6 separate regions of the Mus musculus genome follow, and all the other regions are linked to region 3. The links are chromatin loops, found by intact Hi-C in ENCODE. Cell type or tissue: left cerebral cortex. All regions are shown on one strand. Region 1 overlaps Ankrd44 (ankyrin repeat domain 44). Region 2 overlaps Sf3b1 (splicing factor 3b, subunit 1). Region 3 overlaps Pgap1 (post-GPI attachment to proteins 1). Region 4 has its middle 42 kb from the start of 4930444A19Rik. Region 5 has its middle 48 kb from the start of Sf3b1. Region 6 overlaps Ankrd44 (ankyrin repeat domain 44).

The links. Peaks named below come from ENCODE experiments on the same cell type or tissue, not always from the same donor. Only the 100,000 strongest peaks of a DNase experiment are listed, where the experiment ranks them.
Region 1: it touches region 3 in a loop (2.9-fold over the local background); 2 of 42 quality-filtered maps call a loop at or near these places.
Region 2: it touches region 3 in a loop (2.8-fold over the local background); 4 of 42 quality-filtered maps call a loop at or near these places.
Region 4: it touches region 3 in a loop (2.1-fold over the local background); 2 of 42 quality-filtered maps call a loop at or near these places.
Region 5: it touches region 3 in a loop (2.5-fold over the local background); 2 of 42 quality-filtered maps call a loop at or near these places.
Region 6: a loop joins it to region 3, with 2.1 times the contacts of the local background. A loop is called at or near these places in 3 of 42 quality-filtered maps.

Annotation. Positions count from the first base shown.
Region 1 is chr1:54,713,752-54,717,751 of GRCm38, reverse strand. All of the region lies in intron 16 of Ankrd44 (ankyrin repeat domain 44), which reads left to right. All of the region lies in intron 1 of 4930444A19Rik (a long non-coding RNA gene), which reads right to left. Among named protein-coding and RNA genes, the nearest start is that of 4930444A19Rik, 34 kb to the right of the region's middle. In left cerebral cortex, no CTCF peak of the experiment used is centred here; DNase peaks (open chromatin) are centred at 190, 615, 2,450 and 3,790; H3K27ac peaks cover 1,251 bases.
Region 2 is chr1:54,992,803-54,996,802 of GRCm38, reverse strand. Sf3b1 (splicing factor 3b, subunit 1) reads left to right here. Exons shown (of 25, transcript NM_031179.2): 21 at 1,317-1,437; 22 at 2,342-2,473. Among named protein-coding and RNA genes, the nearest start is that of Sf3b1, 33 kb to the left of the region's middle. In left cerebral cortex, no CTCF peak of the experiment used is centred here; no DNase peak of the experiment used is centred here.
Region 3 is chr1:54,553,188-54,557,187 of GRCm38, reverse strand. The region is part of intron 1 of Pgap1 (post-GPI attachment to proteins 1); the gene reads left to right. Among named protein-coding and RNA genes, the nearest start is that of Pgap1, 2.5 kb to the left of the region's middle. In left cerebral cortex, a CTCF peak has its summit at 1,603 (motif pointing right); no DNase peak of the experiment used is centred here; H3K4me3 peaks cover 1,564 bases; H3K27ac peaks cover 341 bases.
Region 4 is chr1:54,638,006-54,642,005 of GRCm38, reverse strand. No RefSeq gene overlaps it. Among named protein-coding and RNA genes, the nearest start is that of 4930444A19Rik, 42 kb to the left of the region's middle. In left cerebral cortex, no CTCF peak of the experiment used is centred here; a DNase peak (open chromatin) is centred at 1,659.
Region 5 is chr1:54,977,068-54,981,067 of GRCm38, reverse strand. No RefSeq gene overlaps it. Among named protein-coding and RNA genes, the nearest start is that of Sf3b1, 48 kb to the left of the region's middle. In left cerebral cortex, a CTCF peak has its summit at 1,632; a DNase peak (open chromatin) is centred at 1,593.
Region 6 is chr1:54,652,893-54,656,892 of GRCm38, reverse strand. Ankrd44 (ankyrin repeat domain 44) reads left to right here. Exons shown (of 28, transcript NM_001081433.3): 24 at 1,087-1,232; 25 at 1,731-1,813; 26 at 3,068-3,150. Among named protein-coding and RNA genes, the nearest start is that of 4930444A19Rik, 27 kb to the left of the region's middle. In left cerebral cortex, no CTCF peak of the experiment used is centred here; no DNase peak of the experiment used is centred here.

The DNA of each region.
Region 1 (4,000 bases), 160 kb before region 3:
GAAAAACCATATGCTATAATTAGATTTATGAACTTTTATCACAGAGCTTGTTGTTATACTCTTAATACTGTGTGCTGCTCTATGGAGCTATAATGAGTTACCTTCAGTCCTGCAGCACACAGAGCATAATTTTCTGGTGACGCCTTCTCTCTGTCCAAGTGATGTGTTGCGTGCACTGTTTCCATTTCTCAGGAATGCCATTTTAGGGGCAGTATTTCTTCTATCCAACAAAAAGATTTTTCTGTCCAAAAGGCAGAAAAGATTCTTTGATGAAATCAACTCTTGCCTTTGTAATTGCAGAGGTTCTTATTCATGGAGATTAGGAATAATCTATAGTAGGTATGGGAAAAAGTCCTTGATCTTCACTTGTAATGTTAGTTGAATCAGGACAGATTATCAATATAAATTAGTAGAAGCATCACCCTTGCTTGCCTTTAAGAAATAACCTCCGTGAGTCATTTATCACACAAATAGGATTTTCCTGAATGGTTATTGTTGGATCGAAAGGTTTATGTGTTCCATTTTGGAGTGCATCCTAAAATTCCTCTTGGGCACAGTCTGTACTTAGCAAAGTTCCTAAGCAGGCTGTGGACATTTTTAGAAGCCCCCACAACACTGAATAAAAGCAAACAGAGCAGAGAACAGTCTTGCACCACCCCATACACCACGTGTTCTTACACACACACACATACCAGTCATGTAGCACTACTTTGGCAGGTATCTTATCCTACTGCTAGCTCATCCAACAGTGAACCAGTTTGGGAGGAGATGGGATGGAGACGAAGGTTCTATACGAACGGGAAAGAAAACAGGGTCATCTCTGGGATAAGTGTTAAATGAAGAAGTAAGGCAAAGTAGCTTTTCTTTTTTTTTTTTTTTTTTTTGTATGGGAGAGCGTTTCTAATTTTTCCTCCCTCCTTGGGAACGCAATTCCATCACAGTCCCTAAAATCCCCATTACCTTAGGCACTAGATGTTAGGAAAGCAAGCCAATGAACCATATACACAAGGGGCAGATTTCTCTGATCCACTGTCATGCCAAATACCCCTTATCTCAAACAACCCCTCTTACCAGAGGTCATCTTTTTAACCAGTTGGCCCTGGTTCTTTGCCTGGTTTTTCCACAAATAGTCCTGTTTCAATGTACTCTGGGTCATTTATTAGAGTCTTTGAGCCAACTTTCTTCTGAGAAACCATTCTCTGTCTCTGTCTCCCTCTCCCTCTCCCTCTCCCTCTCTCTCCCCTCCTTCTCTGTGTCCCTCTCTTTATTTTATGTTCATTGGTGTTTTGCCTGCATGTATATCTGTGTGAGGGTGTCAGAAACCCTGGGACTAGAGTTACAGATAGTGGTGAGCTGCCATGTGGATACCGGGAATTGAACCCCGGTTCTCTGGAAGAGCAGATGGACATATGGCTCTTAACCATCTCCCCCAAAAGGCCATGTTTTAGTTCACACTCCCAGGCTGTGCTCTGACCTGTAGAGGGAACAGAATATAAATGAGTAATTTCCTCTAGACCAAGCTTTGTCTTTTGGGAGCTGCAGTGAGGTGAAGGCAGGTGGCCATTGGAACTAGCTGACTTTTGTACAGTTGGGGTCCTTTGCTCCCAGCCCCTCCTCTTAGCTAGTCAAGCTATTACTGATTGTATGCAGATATTAAATATGTATCATAAATTTTATGCATATGTATAAATGACTTTGACATTTAACTTAGTATATATTTAATTTTGCTTGGCATTCATGGTTTGTGGCTCTTGTCTATGATTAAAAGCTTAGAATTTATAAACCATACTTTTGTTTTCAACTTATTTTGCTGCAGCCAAAATGGAACAGAAATTACACACACTGTTTTAACTCTATTTTTGTATTTATACTGATTTTGAGCTGGTTCCATCAACAAAAATCTCCTAGAAAGTGATGGATTTCTCAGTCTTGACAGAAGAGCCAGGTTCGGGATTCCATCCCATCCACCTGCTTAAGCCAGTGTTCTCATTGCTTTTAATCAAAGATGCATGTCTTGAGCTTGCTCCAAAACTCTGCCCACCAATGTGTACAAAGAACTGCGATCAGTCAAATTCAATTGGACTCAAACTATCAAAGCAAAGCGCAGAGTTCATGTCTAATAAAGCACCTTGTGTCTGAATCAAATGCTTGCTAGAGTGGAGGAAGAGAGCTGGCAGAGGGCTCGGGCCTCTGCATGCAGCTGACTAAGAAGACAGAGATGCGGGAAGCATGCCCCTACGTGGAATTTCAGTTTCTGTTGGCAGTCCAGTTTTCTTTTACAATATCAAACATTTGTTTGTGAACACAAAGCCTCTAAGGACTTTGACTTTTAAAGTGGAAGAATGCATTTTCTAGTGTAATTACATAAATTGCCTACACCACTTTTAGAAAAATGGGGTGGAAAATAGACTTGAAATTAAATTCAGCCCAACGTTTTGCTAAGTGTAATCACTTGGAAGTTGGCTGTTTTCCCGGGATCTCCTGTGAACTTGAACTTTAACAATAAGAGTAAGTAGTGGGAGCAGACAATCCCTGCATGTGTATTCCAGAAGTGTCATGATTCTCTAAAGACAGCTATGTTCTGGGCAACTAAAAACAAAATCATGTTACATTCATATAAACTAGATGTTACTCATTTTTATTACAGACTTGAGCATTGTTAGCAACTGTCTCTGAATAGATACGTGTCTGTATAGAATGTTTTTCAGTGTCTAATTAAGCTTCTTCATTCATAGTAACAAAGTAGGGTTTAAAGGAGCTAGTCTTCCTTTTAAAAAAGTTACTTTTATGGTAGGAAGCAGTCACATCTAAAAGAAAGATCATCTGATGATAATCAGTGAATTTGAACCCAAATCTCCAGCAAACCTCTAAAAACTTGTTTCTGTCCCAGAAGTTCTATGAACTGCTCTTAGAGTTTGTGACTTTGAGCTTGCAGGGTTTGCATAAGAAGCACTGTGTGACCCTCAGCCATGCAAATGTGACCACTTGGCTGTTGACCTCAGTAGAAAGATGCACAGCTCTTAGATGGAACTCCAGGGAGGGGTCCAGATGGACACAGGCCTTCTGATGACACTAGCAGCCTTTCACTGTTAAGATGAGTCAGATGTAGGACATAACTATATATACATATACGTATACGTATACGTATACATATACATATATATTCAGAGCACTAGGGTAGACAATTTAGCAAGAGGTCTGATGCAGACCCTCATTACAGGATGTAGAAGATTCTTCTGGCTTCACTATGAATCAACCTAGCCATTGATGAAAGAACCACTTAGCAAAATCTATTATGATAAACACCTTCAGCTTTATCTTCCCTGGAGGGTCCAGAACAGTCGAGCTGTTGCCCCCACACTTCAAAGCTAAACACTAGTGCCTTAGCCCACTTAACTATGACTAAAGTCTAACTGGGAGAGACAGGAAGTTTAAGATCATGGAGAGATTTTTTTTTTTTAACTTAACTGTGCTATGTATCACACCATCCCCATGACAGGGAGAAAGGCTGTCTTGACCAAAAACCAAACAACTCAGCGAGGTGGCTTAGATATCTAATACATGTTCATGCACTTTAGTGAGCACAGTGGTCTAGCATATGATAAGTATAAAGGGCTCAATCAGACGTTGCTTTGCCAGGAGGCCATATAAAAAAGCCCATTGTGACATGTTACTCCTCTTTCAGGAGTGATGGAGGGGATGTGTCATATGTTTCCAATGCCCAGATGTGCGTCTGAGTTCACAGCTAGTTAAGGCACTCCTGAATCATGCCTTAGTTACCAGTGGTAGTGGAGGGAGGGTGGCTCAGTGCTCCTAGAGCAGAGGAGGGAGAGTCAATTACCAGGAAGCAGGGGAATTACTTAGGACAAAGGAGCTGCGAGGTCAGAGGGAAACCTACTATGGTATCTGAAAGAGAAATAACGTGAGCATTTAACCCAGGCAGGCGTCATTGCCAAAGGTTCATGCTGCTGATAAGACCATTGTCTGCTGCCTACTTAGC
Region 2 (4,000 bases), 440 kb before region 3:
GGTCATGTGAGAATTTGGCCTTTTAATTTTCTTTGTATTTTGAAAGCAAGATGTAAAGTTGTATTTAGGAGTTTGTTTTTTTTTTTTTTAATCTTCTTTTCTGGAGCACTTTAGGATTGTCAGATGTAACCAATCTCCCTTACTATTATCTATTTATATTTTACTTAAAAATGTTAAAAAGGAGAAATTTAGTACAGAAATTTAAAGTACAGAAATAGTAACAGCCCAAAATGTTTTGAGTTAATGGAAGAGAGGGCTCTAATAGAACTAGTGTATCAGCTGAAAAATAATCTAGCATCTTCTGTAAGAGGAAGGAGCAACCCTCAAGGTGTAATTTAGTTTTAGAAATTTCCTTTCTATGGTAAGGTATTTTGACTGGTTGAGATTTATTTATTTATTTTTTTTATACTATGAGTTCAAAGAAGATGACTTGGTTAAAAAAAAAGACTATCACGTCTTTTATCTATAAGTTAAAAACACAACAATCTCAGGTATGGTCACTCTTTTTCAAGGAATTATGATGAAGCAAACAAAAGGATTCCTGGGTTCAAAATCTCATTGTATTTAAACAGTGTTGAAAGTAACTCCTTTAGGACTGTGAAAGGGTTAGAAAAGGCTGAGAGTTCATAGGACCTGGCTGTTGGTAATCACTGTTCTTCCCATTTTGGGGAAAGGAGTAAGTAGTATAGAGCAGTTTAGAGCTTTAGCAGAATACTCTTTTAGCTCAGATATGTACAGATAATGACTTGCCAACAGTCTTTTAGCCACTTGTGATTCTCTGGTTTGCCAGAGTTGTAAACCATATGGTTAATCTGACAAACATGAGAAAAGCAGTGGAGAATCAGAGCTTCTAGTAATTCTAGTTAGATCAAGAGCCCTTGCTAGCTGTCTCTTTTTCTCTCTTCATAGGTAATTTCATGGAGACTAGAGGTCTGATTTGTTTTTCAGTTATAGGGACCCGTACTGATTTGATCTGACCTAGCTTTGGCTTATATTGTTGTGTTTGGCCACAACATAGGCTGTCCCCATATTTAAATGTCAGTGTACTAATAACATTTCAAAAGCAAATAAAATCTTTTTGTTACTGCATAACCCTCTTTTTTTTTTTTGTTTTTGTTTTAAAAATCCCTTCACTGATTTCTTTGATTTCTAAATGTAACAAGGAGCTGTTAATAGTTTTAAAAAATTGTAATTAGAATCTGGGGTCTTTATCCACTATCCACTGGTAGCTTATAACTTATTTTTACTGTACTGTAAAAAGAAAAAAGAAAAGTTGCAGTTCAGGTTTTAATAGTTCCTTGATTTCTGTCAAATAGGTATGCATAAGATGACACCACCAATTAAAGATCTCCTGCCTAGACTCACCCCCATTTTAAAGAACAGACATGAAAAAGTACAAGAGAATTGTATTGATCTTGTTGGACGCATTGCTGACAGGTAAACAGATTACATAGCAACAATTCTCGTTTGTATTTTAGTTCAAGTATAGGCAGTATTTCTTTTTAGATTAAGCAAGATTTCACTTTGAGTGGTAATAGGAAATAGTGGTATAGTGTTTTGTTTTGTGTGGGTGTCTTCCTCTCCCCCTCACCCTGGCACCCTGCACGGGGTTTTTCTGTATCTCTGGCTGTCCTGGAACTCACTCTGTAGACCAGGCTGTCTTTAAACAGAGAGCCACCTGCCTCTGCCTCCCTCCTGAGTGCTGTGATTAAATGTGCCACCACTGCCTGACTTAGCAGTATAATTTTTTAAAATATTTATTTATTTATTATATGTAAGTACACTGTAGCTGTCTTCAGACACTCCAGAAGAGGGCGTCAGATCTCATTACGGATGGTTGTGAGCCACCATGTGGTTGCTGGGATTTGAACTCAGGACCTTCAGAAGAGCAGTCGGTGCTCTTAACCACTGAGACATCTCACCAGCCCCCGCAGTATAATTTTAAAACCAAGTCAGGCTTGCTTTCTTTCTTTTTGTTATTTTCTTTTCTTTTGAGACAAGGTCTGACGGTATCCTTGGATGGCCAGGAATTCACTGTACAGACCAGGTTGGCTTTGAATTTAAATCAGGGATTAAAGCTGCACAGCATCACTTAACAAGTCAGGCTTTTTAAAAGGGTGATAATAGTTTTCATTTAATATTTAAGATGGATTAATAACGATTTCAGAATTGAATATGCACATTCACTCTCTAAATGCTCATTAGAGTAGTAGAACCCTTATTTGGCATTCATGGGCCCTGGGCTTCATCCCCAACACTACAAAAACAAAGCAAAACAAAACATCAAAATGCATTAACAAAATGTTAATTCATTTAATTGCATTTTTTTTTTTTAATTTAGGGGAGCTGAATATGTATCTGCAAGAGAATGGATGAGGATTTGCTTTGAGCTTTTAGAGCTCTTAAAAGCTCACAAAAAAGCTATTCGAAGAGCTACCGTCAATACATTTGGTTATATCGCAAAGGCTATTGGGTGAGTAGGTTATAATAAACCCATTGTGTTGGAAAGTACTTTCATGTAGACATATCTTTGGAGGCATAGTATAGTTAATCATTTGAAGAAAAAGCATTTTATTTAACCAGTGACCTTAAGAATATTTTCTTATATTTTTGTTTAACTCAGAAGGCTTTAAAATTTTCCCTAGCAAAGTATAGGTATTTTTAGAGGCACATTCAAGTTTTTGTTGGTCCTATTTTAGAATATTGCTTTTTTTTGTTTGTTTTTTGAGATGGGAGTCTATCCATGCATTCTTGGCTGTCCTGGAACTTGGTATGTAACCAGGCTGGCCTCAAACTCATAGATCTGCCTATTTCTGCCTTCCCAGTGCTGAGATCAAAAACATATTAAGAACATGTACCATTATGCCTGGCTGGAATATTGCTTAAAACATTAAGGAATGAGTATTCTACAGTCTTTTACTCTCCTCACATTGTCAGATTGTGGGCCTTGGTTTTAATTGCTCTTAACAAAATGAAGCTTCTCTGCGGCCAGAAAGGTGACTCAGCAGGAAAGAGCCCTGCCCATTGTTGCAGAGGAGCCAGGTTTGATCTCGGCCTCCACTTGGCTCACACAACCTATGACTATAAACTCCAGTGCCAGGGGATCTGATCCCCGGTGCAGACAGTGAACACATGCAGACAACACTCATACGTACAAAAATAAGTGAAGGTTCTCAACCTCTGATAAGGTCGAGAAGTGCACTGATTTATGGGTATAAAGAGGAAAAAGTTAGGGTGCAGTTTATCATGTCCATTAAACATAATAGTGGGCAATTACATTATACCCCTTATTCTCAAGATTTGGTGATCATTTTGGAAGAGGGGATGTAAAGATTGTAAAAGTCAGAGGTAGTAGGCATCTGCAGCAGAAGAACACTGTTTGGACACGACATTGCAATTGCACACATGAACTCACATCAGTCATGACTGCAAGGACGAGATCAAGTCAGCCAAACTAGCTGCATGGGTGGGAGAGGGATTCTTGAAGTCTCACTCTATCTGGGTAGCTATTGGCAATTGGTGACTTCTCCAGAGATTCAGTTTTAAGAGATGTGGCCCCTGAAAGTCTGTACATACTTCAGTAAACGTCTACACCCACGCACATACTACTAGCACTATCTGGACTTAGTGGGTTTAATTTCTTTTTAAAGATTTATTTATTTTATGTTTGTTGAATGTTTTGCATGCATATATATGCATGTGTGTACACCTGTGCATACCTGCTGCCATTGGCGCTCAGAAGAAGGTGTTGGATGCCCTAGAACTAAAGGTATGGATGGTTGTGAGCCATCAAGTGAATGGTGGAGTCAAACCTGGGCCCTCTGGAAAAGCAGCTAGTGCTCTTTACTACTGAGCAGACTTAACTCGGTGGATTTAATAAAAACAACATAAAGTTGGGGAGGATGATGGAGGAAGGGAGAGAGAGGAGACACATTAGAAAGGAGAGAAGGAGGGATGGATTTGATCAAACTACATTTATGTGCATGTATAACATTCTTAA
Region 3 (4,000 bases):
GATGATTTCTCTTCGCGCCCAGTGATGGGCGTGCGTCAGATTTCGCTTTTCTGGAAAGAAGCAGCGTCTTGCAGAGTTGCCAAAGCTGATTTAAAAAAGAGGCTCTGAGGTTTTACCTCTGGGTGAAGTGACAGACTGGCCTGATTAATAATTAAACTGAAAACTATCTAGTTTTCCTCCGGTGGAGAATTTTGCCGATCCACCTGTTCTGTAGGTTTTGAGTCCGTGGGTGTGTGAGTGTGCGTACCTGTGTTTTCGCATGCCTCTGAACAGTCAGTGACCTGCATAATCGATTACGATATCTGTTATAATCGGTTGCATGTACATTCTGGTGTTATTTTGTCTTCTCACTGGGTTTAACAGGATCTGCCTCCTCTTTCATCGCCCCCCCCCACCTCCTCTGTTCTAATTTGAATGCTTTCATTAATTGCTTCATTTGTTCCGCGTAGTAGAATCTAAAATTTCATTCATGACCAGCAGTAGAAAGAGATGATAACAAATTACACAGCTGTCAGGAGAAATTCCCTTTGGTGATATTTTTCTTGAGATTTCTAAATGAATCTAAATTTTGGAATATCTATTATAATAACTCCTATAAAATATGCATAATACATTTTGATAAGGTGCATTCTTAGTATACTTTTAGGATCATAGCAGATTTTTTTTTCTGTCGATAAAGAATGAAAATCAGGATTGAGTCTGTGTACAGGTCCTTATAGAGGGAGCCTGTTTGATGCTCTCTTATTTACATTTAAAAACTGAAGTTTAAGTTGCTGAGGAGCAAGCATCCTTTCCCATGGATATTTTCTAGTAGATGAGTTCCTACCTTGATTTTGCATCAGTGGTTATGAGGGAAAGTGAACACTGCATTTCAGATGCTTTTGGAGATTTTTAACAAGTTAGTGTTAATTCCAAAGCTAATGAACTGATATGATGTTGGCTTATGTTCATTAGAATCTTAATAGTTAAAAATAAGAACTTTAGGGTTTTTTTAAAAACTGAAAATAGAGTTTATTTTAGTTCTCTTTCATTGCCTATGATTTAATAATTTGAAAACTCGGTAATATTGAAGCAGGTCGCTTTAGTGTAGTACTGTATTCAGTGGTTACAATAAAATCATTTTGGAACAATAGTTTCCATTTATTTTTAGATTTCCCACAATTATTTGGTCTGTTTTAATATTTGCAGTAGTAGAAATTGCCTCCATGTTCAGAACAAAGCATATGGATCTCACAGATGGGCCTTGTGCCTCATGAAATTGACTAGAAAGAGAAAATTAGTGTCATTGAGACAAAAGAGCTAGTGGGCTTTTTTTGTCGGTATGTAGTTATTTTGGTACAAATTGCTGTTTTGGAGTTTGACACTTAATAATTTGTGTGCACAGTAATAATCATAGTGGTGGAAGTTTTAGTACACATTTTTAGCAGACTTTGAATGAATTATGTTATTTTACAAACAGAATTAAGGCCTACCTATAGAAATGAGCCCTTTTGAATAAATATTGAGATTTTTAAGAGCCAAGTGGCTTTCTTATGAGTAAAGCTGTACTAAAGATAGCTTATCTCTTGCCTTCTAGATTAGCATTTCTGAAGCTTTCTAATTGTTTGCAGGTTGGTGTCCAGCAGGTGGCATGACCTCCTCTTGATATCTCATCCTTCTTGAGGCCTTTTTCTTTTCTCTTTTTAAAAGTTGCTTATTTGGGAATGCCAGGGCCAGGAAAAAGCAGGGAGTGAATGGGTTGGTGAGCAGGGATGGGGGAAGGGGATAGGGGGTTTTCGCAGGGGAAGCCAGGGGATAACATTTGAAATGTAAATAAAGAAAATATCTAATTTAAAAAAAAGTTGCTTATTTGTGCCTTTCTTAGCTAGTCAGCAAAAAAAGATAAACATCCTCTTTTTTTTTTTAAAGTGACAGGAATTTGAAGCTCTTTGCAAAAATGAAATTTTGAATTTAAAATGGCTTATTATCTCTATTCATCCTTTGCCTGTAGTTTCTTGGATGCACTTATGTGGAGTTAACTTTATTTGATGGCTCTTCAGTCTACCATATCGTTTATAGCTTCTTGCTCTATGATGCCAGTAGGGCCAAACGGTTGTTCAGCTGCACATAAATTGTAAAATTTGAGCAGAAACACCTAAGTTGTTTTCTCTCATGCGCTCATTTGGGTCTGTTCATGTGTGTGACCTAATGCTTGCTCTCTGAAAGGAGATGTTGATGCTGCAAATATAAACCATACTTTATCATAAAGCATGCTGATGTTTATTTAGACAGTCACTTACTGAATGACTAGGTCTATTTGGCATGAGAGGATGTTAGTGATAAAAGGCCCCTAGGCCTTTAGTATATATATTTTAACAAGAAGAGAGACAAAGATATAAAAATCAATTATAATGTAGCAAGAGACTGTGTACAAGGCTCTTCAGAGAAGAAAGAATATGCAAGTCTGTCCTGGCTCAGAGGTAAAGAGCACTTGCTGCTCTTGCATGGAGCCTGGGTTCAGTTTCCAGCACCTAACTGGTGGTTTACAACCACTCTTAACTCCAGTTCCAACCAGACACCCTCTCTTCTGGCTCCACAGGCAAAATACAAAAAATAAAAAATATAACATTTGAGATGCAAACGAATGGAATGATTAATAATAAAACCCCGCTGACGTGAGGGATCAGGAGAGCTGAGCACGGGCATGCAAGTCCTTTGGCTAGCACATATGAAGGAGGGAAGATGCTGGGGCATGCTGTCTGATCAGCTTTTATAACATATTACTATTGATAAGGAGGAAATAATCTATAAATGTATCAGCCTGTGTACATCCAAATTATACTTGGCAGCACATATAAGGTGGTTAACATCCGTTGTCATCTGGATGGGGAACTGACCAGCTCTGGACCATGGTAAGAGACCTTCTTTTCAATTCCTGTCCTTATGAAGTTGAAAAAAATTTAAATACATTAAACACAAAATTTAAAACATGGCATTTGTAAATTATAAGAGTGAGGTAGATTTTGGAATCAAAATTTAAAAGCTACCCTCTCTAAAGTCTATTTAATTTATGTATACAGTATGGAAATACATGAGGATGTGTTTAGCTAGATGGTTTGGTAGCAGCATGAACTGGATTGTAGCAGAGGATTTATGACAAGAAGAAAGGCCTGTCTGATAGGTTAAATTATGTCTAGGTGGGTTTTTCCTGTTTTAACCAAGCAGGAGTCCTTAGGCCTACTCTTGGGAGTAGCCTCAGTCAAGGGCTGAGAGCTCCTACTAAGAACTTTAAAATGTCTGCATTTATTTGATAATTTTGTTTTCTTTTTGTTAAACCATAGATAGCAAACTTTCATAGTTTTCATTTACAAGAGAAAGATATATGTTATATATACACACGCACGCAAGAACACACACACACACACACACACACACACACACACAGACATCACAAAATAAGACCTTTGCTTTCTTAAGTCAGTGTTCTCTAGCAGATGAGGGGGTTGTTAGAACGCTTGTCTTTTGGGAAAGGTGTATACTGACAATGAGAGCAGCCTCTTCTGAGTTGCAGTCAAGGCAGTACGGACTGCAGAGTTGCCTCATGGGAGTACTAGTTAATGCAGAGGTCACTGTCGCGGAATGTCTTTTTTAGGAGAGAGTTTGCTTAAATTGTCCATATGAAGTAATTTGTATTGGAGCCCTACAGCTATGCTTCTTCAATTATGCACCTTTCTTCTCAGCATAGCATCCCTTCTGTGCGCCCACCAGTTGCCTCTCCTATTGTCTTGTTCTAGATCTTGTGTTCTGCCTGGAGGTGTCATTTGCCTGCATTTCTTACCATTCATGTTTCCTCTTCTCTTCTCCTTTCCCCTCCCCTCCTTGACTCGCCATCTCCCTTACCTTTCCCCCACCTGTTTATTTTTAGAATATGTGTATATTGTTAATTTTTAAATGATATAAATATTTTACAATGAAATTGCCCATAAGATAGCATGTTATAAAATATGTCAAATATGTTGTT
Region 4 (4,000 bases), 85 kb before region 3:
GTGGCATCATCATGCCTGGCATAAATGCCAGTCTTTCTTATTGTTTGGTTTCCTAAGAATGGCAAGCACTGAATTTGTGCTCTTAACCACAAGAAGTTGCCAACTATGGAAACAGCAGGCAGGGAAGACTATCATCAAAGAAATGCAGGTTTTCTACCTGTGAGGTACTTGAAGGTCAATGTAGATGGGGTAGGGGTTCATTTCTTGTTTGGCAACATGGAATCATCAGGAACTATTGAAAGAACACATGTGATAGAGTGGTGTTGTCAGCCATCCAAAAACCATGGACTGAGGAGAGAGAAAAGATGGAAGAAAGCAAAACAGGGAAAGTCCCTAGGAAGGGTTTGTAGAGGCTGTGAAGAATATTTTTATATAGGAAATATAGCATGATGGTGAAGGAGAGATCTACATGAGAGCAGGAAGGAATTTTGGATGGGACGGGAGATTTAGGCTTGGAAATAACTGTGGAGTAGGCTTCAGAACACTTAAGACTTAGAGCATGAACTTTAAATATACGACTATCCTTACAGACCTTTTAACCAGATGCCAGGATGCAGGCACAAGGTAATTTGAACGTAGAGTTTGAGCAGAGATAGAGCTTTGCCAGTTGAGCAGGCGGAGAGGAAGGCAGGTAGACTTCATTATGCCTAAAGGCCATAAATATTCCAACCCAGGTCAGTAGGCAAGCTAAAACACGAGGAGGTGATGCAGAGTTTTTAAAAGGGTACAATCAGTGGGATGGAGATGAAGTGCTGGAAGAGTTGTTGAGTTGTAGCACTAATTGGTGAGCTGGCTTTGGGACATTGGCCATGGGAGTGTGTGGTTGAGGGTGATTAAAGGAAATGCACTGGAGGGGGAGAGCCAAATCCTGGAGGACTCAAGGGAAGTGACAAGATGGCTCAGGTGGTGCAGGCTACCCAAGCTTGAGAAACCTGAGTTTGGATCCCTAGCACCCACATAAAAGATAGGTGTGATAGTATACATCTATAGCTCTAGAGGTGGGTAGATAGAGACAGGAGGATTCCCCAGACCTTTCTGGGAAGCCAGTCTAATCAATTGGTGAGCTCCGCACTCTGAGCTCAGGAAGAGACCCTGTCTCAGAAAACAAGGTAGAGACCTATTTAAAAAAAAAGAAAGAAAGAAAGAAAGAAAGAAAGAAAGAAAGAAAGAAAGAAAGAAAAGATACCTGATGTTGATCTCTGTCCTCTAAATGAACACAAACCTGTATATATATATGACACACATACACACTGTATACATGTAGACACAGAATTCTAATTATTAAAAATATTTTTTAAAATCCCAAAGAGGCACAATATGGCAAATGGCTCTTTGAGCACACCCAGTTTGAGCAAAATCGGTGAGAAAGTCAGGCTACACTGAAGCATGTACTAGTCAGGTACTTTACTCAAGTACACACACTCAAACCTGACATTGTCACACTGGAGACTGCTTTCAGGATTAAGCTGAAGCTCTTAAAGGGAAAGGGGTCATATTTCTGCTAAAAAGAAAGAAAAAAGTAGCCCTTGTCTACGACGCAATAGCAGGTTTTAAAGATCATATGTTTTAACCTAAATGTGTTTTTCAGGCTCCTCAAAAAACATGACAGATGGCTGAGAGCTGTGGAAGAACAAAAGAGTATGCAGATCTGACAAGCACGTTAGAGATAATAGTGAAAGATGGAACCCTTCCCAGGGGCCCTCATAGGGAACAAAGGACTAACAGCACTGGAACTCAGTGAAGCTCTTGAACTGAAAACTAAACGGGCTTTAAAATAATGGTTTGTTTTTTTTTTAAAGACATTAACTTCTAACTGAAAAAAATAATATGGGTTCTAATTCCTTTGGATTTTTTTTTTCCTTCAGAAATTGTTTTACTTCCAATTCTGTGGTTTTATTTTACATGTATTTCAGGTCTGAGATTTATCCTGACTTACTGTGTTATGACTTAAAACCTGTAACGATTCTGCCACAGGACCATTACCTATTAATTCATTGACTCTCTGCTGAAATTCATTCACAGGAGGCTACTCCTCTGCATGTAAATTTTGATCAGGCTGCCAGGCACATTTTGTTTTGGCATTGAGGCTAAAGCCACTGATAAAGGGCCCAGTTGGTGCCATCTGGGAGCTTGCTTTGTGATGTCACAGCTGACACTAGAAATTAGATTGAGAAAACCAATTAATTTCTCACAATGTATTTCAGGTATTGAAAACGAAAAGCCTTTGAAAAGTGCTAACAATCGGTCCTAGAGATAAAAGCATTTATCCTAGTGTGTATTAGTGGCCTACCCTCACCAGCCCTGCCACCGCCTCACGGTCTGAGCATGAGGTGAATGATGCAGTACAGGAGACAATCTCACTAAACGTCACTTGTGATGAGAACTTTTGTGCCACAAATGAAAAAAAATCACCTTATTAAACTGCTTACTGCCTTTCAGTTGGAACAAATCCTAAACAGTTAACACACTCTGGGCTCCTACAGTGTTGAATACCTTAGATACAAGAGCTTATTGTCTCCACGAAGATATGGCTGCCTAGTGACAAATTTGGCCTCAAACATTGTCAAATGGATTTAAAAACATCTGTACCCTTGGGTCTTCTATATGTGGAATACAAACTCCTTTCTGTAGCCTTTTTTTGTTTTAAAATGAACACTATCATATGACTTAGCCTCTGGGTCAGTATATAGGAGGGATCAGGAATGACTCCCCAAAGCTGATGTGCATAAAGGCTTGGCCACATCCTGTGGCACTAGTAGGAGGCTGTTGACCATGGAGGAGGCGGGGCATAGTGGGTACTCATCCCTTAAAGGGGATGATGGGGGCCCTAGTCATTCTCATTTTTCTTTTCCAATCCTGGCCATGTGTGAGCATGAACTCTGTCACGTGGACCCATCATGATGTGATGCCCACCCAAAGCAAAGGGACCAATTAATCTTAGACTGAATTCTCTAAAATGCTGAGTCAAAAGGAGCACCTTTGAGAAACAGCTGAAAAAAATGTTCAACATCCTTAATCATCAGGGAAATGCAAATCAAAACAACCCTGAGATTCTACCTCACATCAGTCAGGATGGCTAAGATCAAAATTTCAGGTGACAGCAGATGCTGGTGAGGATGTGGAGAAAGAGGAACACTCCTCCATTGTTGGTGGGATTGCAAGCTGATACAACCACTCTGGAAATCAGTCTGTCAGTTCCTCAGAAAATTGGACATGGTACTACTGGAAGATCCAGCAATACCTCTCCTGGGCACATACCCAGAAGATGTTCCAACTTGTAATAAGGACACATGCTCCACTATATTCATAGCAGCCTTATTTATAATAGCCAGAAGCTAGAAAGAACCCAGATGTTTCTCAACAGAAGAATGGATACAGAAAATGTGGTACATTTACACAATGGAGTACTACTCAGCAATTAAAACAATGAATTCATGAAATTCTTAGGCAAATGGATACATCTGGAGGATATCATCCTGAGTGAGGTAACCCAATCACAAAAGAACACTCATGATATGCACTCATTGATAAGTGGATATTAACCCAGAAACTTAGAATACCCAAGATACAATTCTCAAAACACATGAAACTCAAGAAGAAGGAAGACCAAAGTGTGGATACTTCATTCCTTCTTAGAATGGGGGGAAAATATCCATGGAAGGAGTTACAGAGACAAAGTTCTGAGCTGAGATGGAAGGAAGGACCATCCAGAGACTGCTCCACCTGGGGATCCATACCATATACAACCACCAAACCCAGACACTATTGCATATGCCAGCAAGATTTTCCCAACAGGACCCAGATATAGTTGTCTCTTATGAGGCTATGCCAGTGCCTGGCAAATACAGAAGTGGATGCTCACAGTCATCTATTGGATGGAACACAGAGCCCCTAAAGAAGAGGCTAGAGAAAGTACCCAAGGAGCTAAAGAGGTCTGCAACCCTATAGGAGGAAAAATAATATGAACTAACCAGTACCCACACCCCCCCCCAGAACTGTG
Region 5 (4,000 bases), 420 kb before region 3:
AGCTGGAGCCTAGAAGACAATGTGTGTGCTACAAAGGGCAGGGCTGGAGACATGACCTAAGCTCTTGGAGGAGCCCAGATTGTGAGTTGGATTCCAGAATTGGATGGTTGGTGTCTGCTTTTGGTTGTGACTGTGCCCTGATATTTTTCCCTCTTGAAGAAAGTAATTTAGTGGAGCCCACAGTTAAGAGACTTCTAATTTTAAAAAGACTTTGGATTTTAAAAGATATTTTAAAGGGATGGGACTTTTAATATGCAAGACTGTGGGACTTATAATGTTATTTAGATCTTGGGAATGAATACGAAAGTAAGGGTTGAGGCCTAATAGTGATGTGTTTGTGAAGTTGACAAGGGGTCAGTTTTACTGGCTGGTTTTGTGTGTCAACTTGACACGGGCTGGAGTTATCACAGAAAAAAGGAGCTTCAGTTGGGGAAATGCCTCCATGAGATCCAGCTGCAAGGCATTTTCTCAATTAGTGATCAAGCAGGGAGGGCCCCTTGTGGGTGGTACCATCGCTGGGCTGGTAGTCTTTGGTTCTATAAGAAAGCAAGCTTAGCAAGTCAGTAAAAAAAAAAAAAAATCCTTCCATGGCCTCTGCATCAGCTCCTGCTTCTTGACCTGATTGAGTTTCAGTCCTGACTTCCTTTAGTAATGAACAGTGTTTTGGAGGTGTAAGCTGAATAAACCCTTTCTTCCCCAACTTGGTTCTTGGTCATGATGTTTTGTTCAGGAATAGATACCTTGACTAAGACAATGCTTTGTAATTTATGAACAAATATCCATTGCTTATTTACTTTTCACAGCGGCCTTCGGAAGTAGACATTTATTCCTGCTGTCTGGAGGAGAAAGGGCTCTGGGAGGTTGGGAAGCGGCATGTAGTCAGCTGGCACTGGCTTGACTCCTAGCTGATATCACCAATGGATACATTTAGTATGCCAGGATTTTAAGTGCTGAAATTGAGTTTTGGTCTTAGTCTTGTAGAATAGTTATTTTAAAAATACCCAACCCAGGGACTGAAACAGTGACCTCATGTATGACCACACATGCTCTGTTTTGAGATGAGGTTTTACCAGGTAGCCCCAACTGACTTCAAACTGGAAATCCTTCTGCCTCAGTCCTCTAGCACTGGCATTATAGGTGTGCACTACCATGCCCAACTCAGTTCCTCTCTTGCTGTTACCTGAACTGGCTGCCCTGCCTTGGCATATGCCAAGGTTCATGGGTCCTCTTCACCTGACTGGCTCCTGCCAGTTCTTTGACAACAAGCTTCTTTGACTGTGTGGTCCAGCCTTTTAAGATATGGCAGCACCCACGATCCATACTGCCCCTCACTCTGCACTCAGGTTTCTCTTCACTCAGGTGGACTGTGTATATCAACAGAGCATGGAGGACTCCCTGCTTATCCTCCTGTCCATGGCACCTGTGCCAAGGGACTCAATCTGAAAGCTGACCCCTGAATTATTTCAAGACAGATTGTTGATGCCAAGAACTGTGCAAGAAATTAGAAGCATGAGAGTGGGCAGACATATTTTCAAGCAAACAACTCTTTGGTGGTAACTCACAAGGGGTGAAAGTTCACTGTGAAGAGCTTTGTTCAAAACATTCTGATTTCTGTAGTATACTTAGTTTCTGAAAGGGGGCAGCAAAGCCCAGGAAAACAGACTTCCCACTTTGAGTAATTTGAAAAGAGAACAGTCCTAGAAATCTGACAAGCCTTATGGATGAATAAAGGCTGCTAGGAAGGGTATATTTTTATTAAATGAATATTTACAATTACTTGATGTATGTTTTAAAAGACAAAGGCTGTTTAAAATAATGTAAACAAGCATTTCTCTCATTTATTACAAAAGTATTTTAAAATTGAGTGCTTTTTTTTTTTGCCACCATTTGACCATAATTTATAAACCTTCAAACTCAAACAGTAACTGGTAATATTCTGTGCCTAGAGCCAATGTGACTGAAGCCCTCAAGAACCACACAACAAGTCGGGCAGTGGTGTTGCACGCCTTTAATCCCAGCACTTGGGAGGCAGAGGCAGGCGGATTTCTGAGTTTGAGGTCAGCCTAGTCTACAGAGTGAGTTCCAGGACAGTTAGGGCTACACAGAGAAACCCTGTCTCGAAAAACAAAACAAAACAAGAACAGACAACATCACACACCTTTTAGGCGAGGGAGCCCGGATTCACACGTGAGCTGTTTGGCTCCAAGAGCTGATGTTTTTTGTTTTTTTCCCCAACATTTCACTCTGCTTCTTTCAGGATAAAGGTCCCCTTTTTGCTGTATATTGATTTAAAAATTAAAAATATTTATTTGTATTTTACATGGATGAGTATTTTGGCAGCAGGTATGATGTATATGCTGTGTAGTCAGGAGGAAGGCAGTGAGAGAGAGAGAGAGACAGACAAAACCTGCCTATTTCCTACAAGCAAGTAATCAAAGGATGCATTTTTAAATTTTGATTTAATAGTTTTTGAGGATACAAGGGAATACAGATTTTGCCAGAAGCACATGAGGGTTTCTTCCTGCAGTTCAGAACTGATATAGTTTAAGAGGAGAGGTAGAGAGCCAGTTGGTAGATCCAGCAAACATTAAGCTCCACAGAAGAGAGAAGTTAGGGAGAATGAGTGAGCAGATGCCTTAAAGATCTATAAAAATCTTGCCAGGACAATTTATCTTTGAACGTGGACTACTCATGGGATTCTTGGGATTTCTTTGCCTAATATGACAAAAAATAAAGCCTGGAAATAGGCTTATATAGTAAGTAGCGGGAATTTAATTGAAGTTACTTACAGAGAAATAAAAATATTGAGGCATTGGATCTTTAAAAATTAGATCAGGCTGGAGAGGTGGCTTAGCGGTTAAGAGCACTGACTGCTCTTCTGAAGATCCTGAGTTCAAATCCCAGCAACTACATGGTGGCTCACAACCATCTGTAACAAGAACTGATGCCTTCTTCTGGTGTATCTGAAAATAGCTACAGTGTATTTACATATAATAAATAAATAAATCTTAAAAAAAAAAAAAGCCAGGCAATGGTGGCACACTCCTTTAATCCCAGCACTTGGGAGGCAGTGCAGGCGGATTTCTGAGTTTGAGGCCAGCCTGGTCTACAGAGTGAGTTCCAGGACAGCCAGGTCTACACAAAGAAACCCTGTCTCAAAACAACAACAAAATTAGATCAAAGGCAGGGGGTAGGTCGCCTAGCCTATCTCAGACAGTAGAAATTTAGGCCTTGAGAATTATATAAGAGAGAGCCTGAAAACAGGTTTATATGTTAAGTAGACAGAGATATTAAATAAGTAATGCAGGCCTTGATCTCACGAAGGGCAGGGCAGGAGAAAGCAGAACACAGTCTCATCAGTTAATATTTGCTTAGATTGCTTTATTTACTTTGAATTGTTTTATTTATCAGAATGAGTGTGGTTATGAGTTTGGTGGTTATATTAAAATTCCTCTGGAAGAGAGGTCAAACTAAACATTTCATGATTTCTGGGTACTGGACCAAGGACTCGTGATGTTGAGAGTCTCTGAATTCGTGTTGACAGGATAGGAGAAGAGACTGGTGGACTCCATCCAGAGTCATATATATCAGGAGTCCTCCTGAAGAACTAGAAAAGTTTGAGAAACTCAAACAGGACAGGTAGAGATTCTTTGTGCCATCCTTTACATGACAACGAATGAAGACTTCTTATAATTGGTTATTGATAAAATCAACTCATAAAAAAGACAGCTATCCTTCACCTGCTCAAACAAGGAGTAGAATTTCATCCTTAACTGATTTGTGCACCCTGCACAATCTGCATGAAAATCTTTTTATTCTTTAAAAAATTATGTATTTGTTTGTTTATTTAATGTATGTGAGTACACTGTTGCTGTCATCAGACACACAAGAAGAGGGCATTGGATCCCATTTCAGATGGTTGTGAACCACCATGTGGTTGCTGGGAATTGAACTCAGGATCTCTGGAAGAGCAGTCAATGCTTTTTTAACTGCTGAGCCA
Region 6 (4,000 bases), 100 kb before region 3:
AGTATGTTTTTAAATCAAGTATTATAAAGGGTGTAGACTTTTAGAAATTGTCCTTCTTGGTCTAGAGACTCAAGCCTCTGAATTATAGAAAGCAAGTATACATCAGTTCTTCCCACTGTTTGTATTCTCTTAAACAAATTGCATACATGCCTACAAAATAGACATTAAAAATACATATATATGTCATTTCTATGCAAATGGACTTTATATTACCAAGTTCTACTTTTAGTGTGTATATGTATATCTTTCCATACCAAATATAAAGATTTACCTTGCTTTGTAAAGCTGCACATTATTTCATTGAATGAATACATAGCATGTTGCATACCTGACTTCTTTAGAAGAATATTCATATTGCTTTCAATATTCTGCTATTTCTATTAAGTGGCACAGTATATACTCATATGTGAACCTGTTTACATGGGCAAGTGTGTATGGGAGATGGAATCCTAGCAATGGAGTTATTTCATCAAGGCTAACACTTTTCCCCGCTTGATGAGAAATGCCCATCTGCCCTCCCCAGAAACCCACCATCTGCATTAGATGATGCATGCTTTTAACACTTTTAGCTAACCAACCAATTAGCTACAAGTTAACCTTTAATGTTAAAAGTATCTGTCTGCTAGAAGAGTGGGAACTCACCAGAAGTCAAGATTAAAAGGTCAGAAAGAGGGCTGGAGAGATGGCTCAGTTAAGAGCACTGACTGCTCGTCCAGAGGTTCTGAGTTCAATTCTCAGCAACCACATGTGGCTCACAACCATCTGTAATGGAATAAGATGCCTTCTTCTGGTGTGTCTGAAGCTACAGTATACTCATATACATAAAATAAAATTTTTAAAAGGACAGAAAGACAGTAATTTCCTTATGGGGTCATTGCATAAGACTCCCCTTGAAACCTAAGTGGTACCATTCATATAGGTGATACTTCAGTAACCACCCTAAGTAGTTCTTTCTAAGAACTCTGGTCATTATCTCTGTCAGCCAAGAAGCTTTAAATCTTTAGAAAACACCGTACACATATTTCTTGGTAGTTTCTGCAGATAAAGTTGAAAGGCAATAAATTCATATGTGTTTGAAACCTTCAGGACAACCCTCCACGCGGCAGCCTTTGGAGATCATGCGGAGTGCTTGCAGCTGCTTCTGAGACATGATGCTCAAGTGAATGCCGTAGATAATTCAGGGAAAACAGCACTGATGATGGCCGCTGAGAACGGGCAGGCAGGAGCTGTGGGTATGTACTTAGGCTGTGGACAAGAGCCAGCTCTGTTCTAGCATGAACATCTGAAAGGGACCAGTTTACTGAAGTTGCCCATGAACTCAGTCATCTCTAGCTCTTTGTAACTGTATCACTGGAGGACTACATCCAAGTAAGCTAACACTTGAGTGAAATTGCCCAACATTTAAAAACAAAATATGATAGCAGAATCATCTTGTCTGGAAATCCCGACACTGTATTTGGGTTCAGCCTAGAGGCTGAGGACTGGTGCCCGACACTGTATTTGGGTTCAGCCTAGAGGCTGAGGACTGGTGGAAGAGCAAAACTCTGCAGGGAATGCACACTAGCCCAGCCAGTGCCCATTTGAATGGAACAAATCTGGCAGGAAACTACTCCTTAATTACAAATGTTAAATATTATTGTAATCTGTATTCACTTATGTTGTTTTGTAGCCACGTTGAACTATGTGATTGGCATTCAGTCTAAGTAACCTTCTCTTGGCTTTGTCTATAGATATTTTGGTGAACAGTGCCCAGGCTGACCTGACTGTGAAGGATAAGGACTTGAATACTCCCTTACACCTGGCTATCAGTAAAGTATGTAATGTGTTTAAATCATGGCTACTTAATGTTATAATCAGAACAATAGTACCTGAGACCTCTGTCCACCTGGAACCTACATAGCATGGATTTTACTTAGATGGCCATTTCTTAGGATGCTGTCAACTGTATATGAAAATGAAGGGAGAGAAGAAAGGGTCAATGCAATAAAAAAATATTGAAAAAAATCCCTGTTGCAGGGTTTCTTTTCACCTTACACCATTTATGTTCTTGAATTAAAGACACACACAGCCTTTATATTTTAATATTCCTTAGACAGCACAATGCTGTTAGAATCTACCTTTCTATCAATAACCCCATTGTTACATACTATGTTCAATCTGGGCTGCTCTTAGCTCCAATTAGGCAGCCCTCTGGGCCATGTTCTCTTGACCCTTACTTAGCCCATGGAGGCATATTCTCTCTCTCTCTCTCTCTCTCTCTCTCTCTCTCTCTCTCTCTCTCTCTCTCTGTGTGTGTGTGTGTGTGTGTGTGTGTGTGTGTGTGCGTGCGTGCGTGCATCCTCATGCATCTACCCATCCATCTGTCCATCCCAGATGGACAACATCTCTAACATCTCTGACACCTAGATGATACTAACAATGGTTGTCTATGCCCTTCATTAGCAAAGGCTTAGTAACCACGACCCTAGACCCAATCATTGATATTTTAATTATCAAGCATCGATTGCCATGTTATGATCCAGAGATGCCTGAATTTTTTTGGTTAAAGAAACAACACATACCAGAAACAGGGTTTCTTCAGAGCATCAGACAGAAATGAAGATATGTGATACAGATATCGGGTGTCATGGTAACTCCAGGAGAAGTGGATCACTGGAGTAGTAACTGAAGGCTTGAAGAAGGAGGAAAATGTTGTATGTTTAAAAGGCAGTGCTGAAAGATTCAAAGGATGCTGCTGACTCTGCCCTCCGTCACTCTCTGACCTAGCTAGGCTTGCATTTGCTTTCACTCTCTGGACATTAATTTTAAAAATTACCTTGGAAATATTCATATTAAGTATGAATATTTTAGATCAGTCACATGTTAAACAAGTCATAATAGGCCCTGTGTAGAAGCTTAAGAGTATCTTGGGTCCGTTTACTTTTTAGAAAGGAATTACTCAGAAAATAGTCTTGAATGTTTTCAGGCAGAGGAAGCTGGTACTCAACTGAAAGTACAATCAAGTTAGCATTCAGGAGCTTTTTCTATATCGCTGTCTCATGTTTCTTGCTCTTCTTTTTTAAATCAGGGCCATGAGAAATGTGCCTTGTTAATACTTGACAAGATACAAGATGAGAGCCTTATCAATGCGAAGAACAGTGCGCTGCAGACGTGAGTGTGACAATTGTAGCTTGACTTGGGCCCAGAGTCACAGGAGTTTACTTGTATTTATTCTTTGGGAGCTTCTTACATATATACAGTGAAATATAGCCATATCCACCACCATTTTCCTCCTCCAACGTCCCCCAGATCCCCCTAGCACATCCCTGACTCAATTAACCATTTTTTCAATTAACCCTTTACATCCAGTTTGTGTACATGCATGTGGACCATCCACTGGAGCATAGGAAACCTACTAGTGGCTACATCCCCAGCAATGACTCTCTCCCTGCCCCACTGCGATCCCCCTCAGTAAGGGGCAGGACCTAGCCTAGTGATTATTCATTTCATTGATGCTGGGATTTTTGCCTGGATTGATCTTGTACAAGTCATATGCAGTTAAACACAGCTACTGTGAGTTCTCGAAGGCAGTGGTTGGGTCATGTCCCAAAGATAGCATGCCACAGCTTTCCTCCCTATCTTCTTCCCTGAGGTGTTCCCTGAGCCTTGGCCTGTGGGGGAGGGGTTGGTAAAGATGTCTCACTTGGGGCGGGGCCAGAGTCATAGTATTTATCCAACACTCATTAAGAGCCTGACACATGCTAGTCTAATCTGAGAAGGAGTGCAGTGGTAGGTGCCAACCTAGCTTCACCTTCATGAACCTGCAATGTTGACAAGAGATGCATGATTTCAGGTAGAACTCTTATTTTGATATGACTCATATTATTTGTAAGATCTTTGTTCTCCTTACCAGTGTTGCTGTGCTTCATGATAAATTTAGTGAGCTTTTAGAAAAATCTTCTGGGCTTATGGACTGACACATCTGAGGAAAGTGTTTGTTTTATGTATTAGTGTTTTGTTG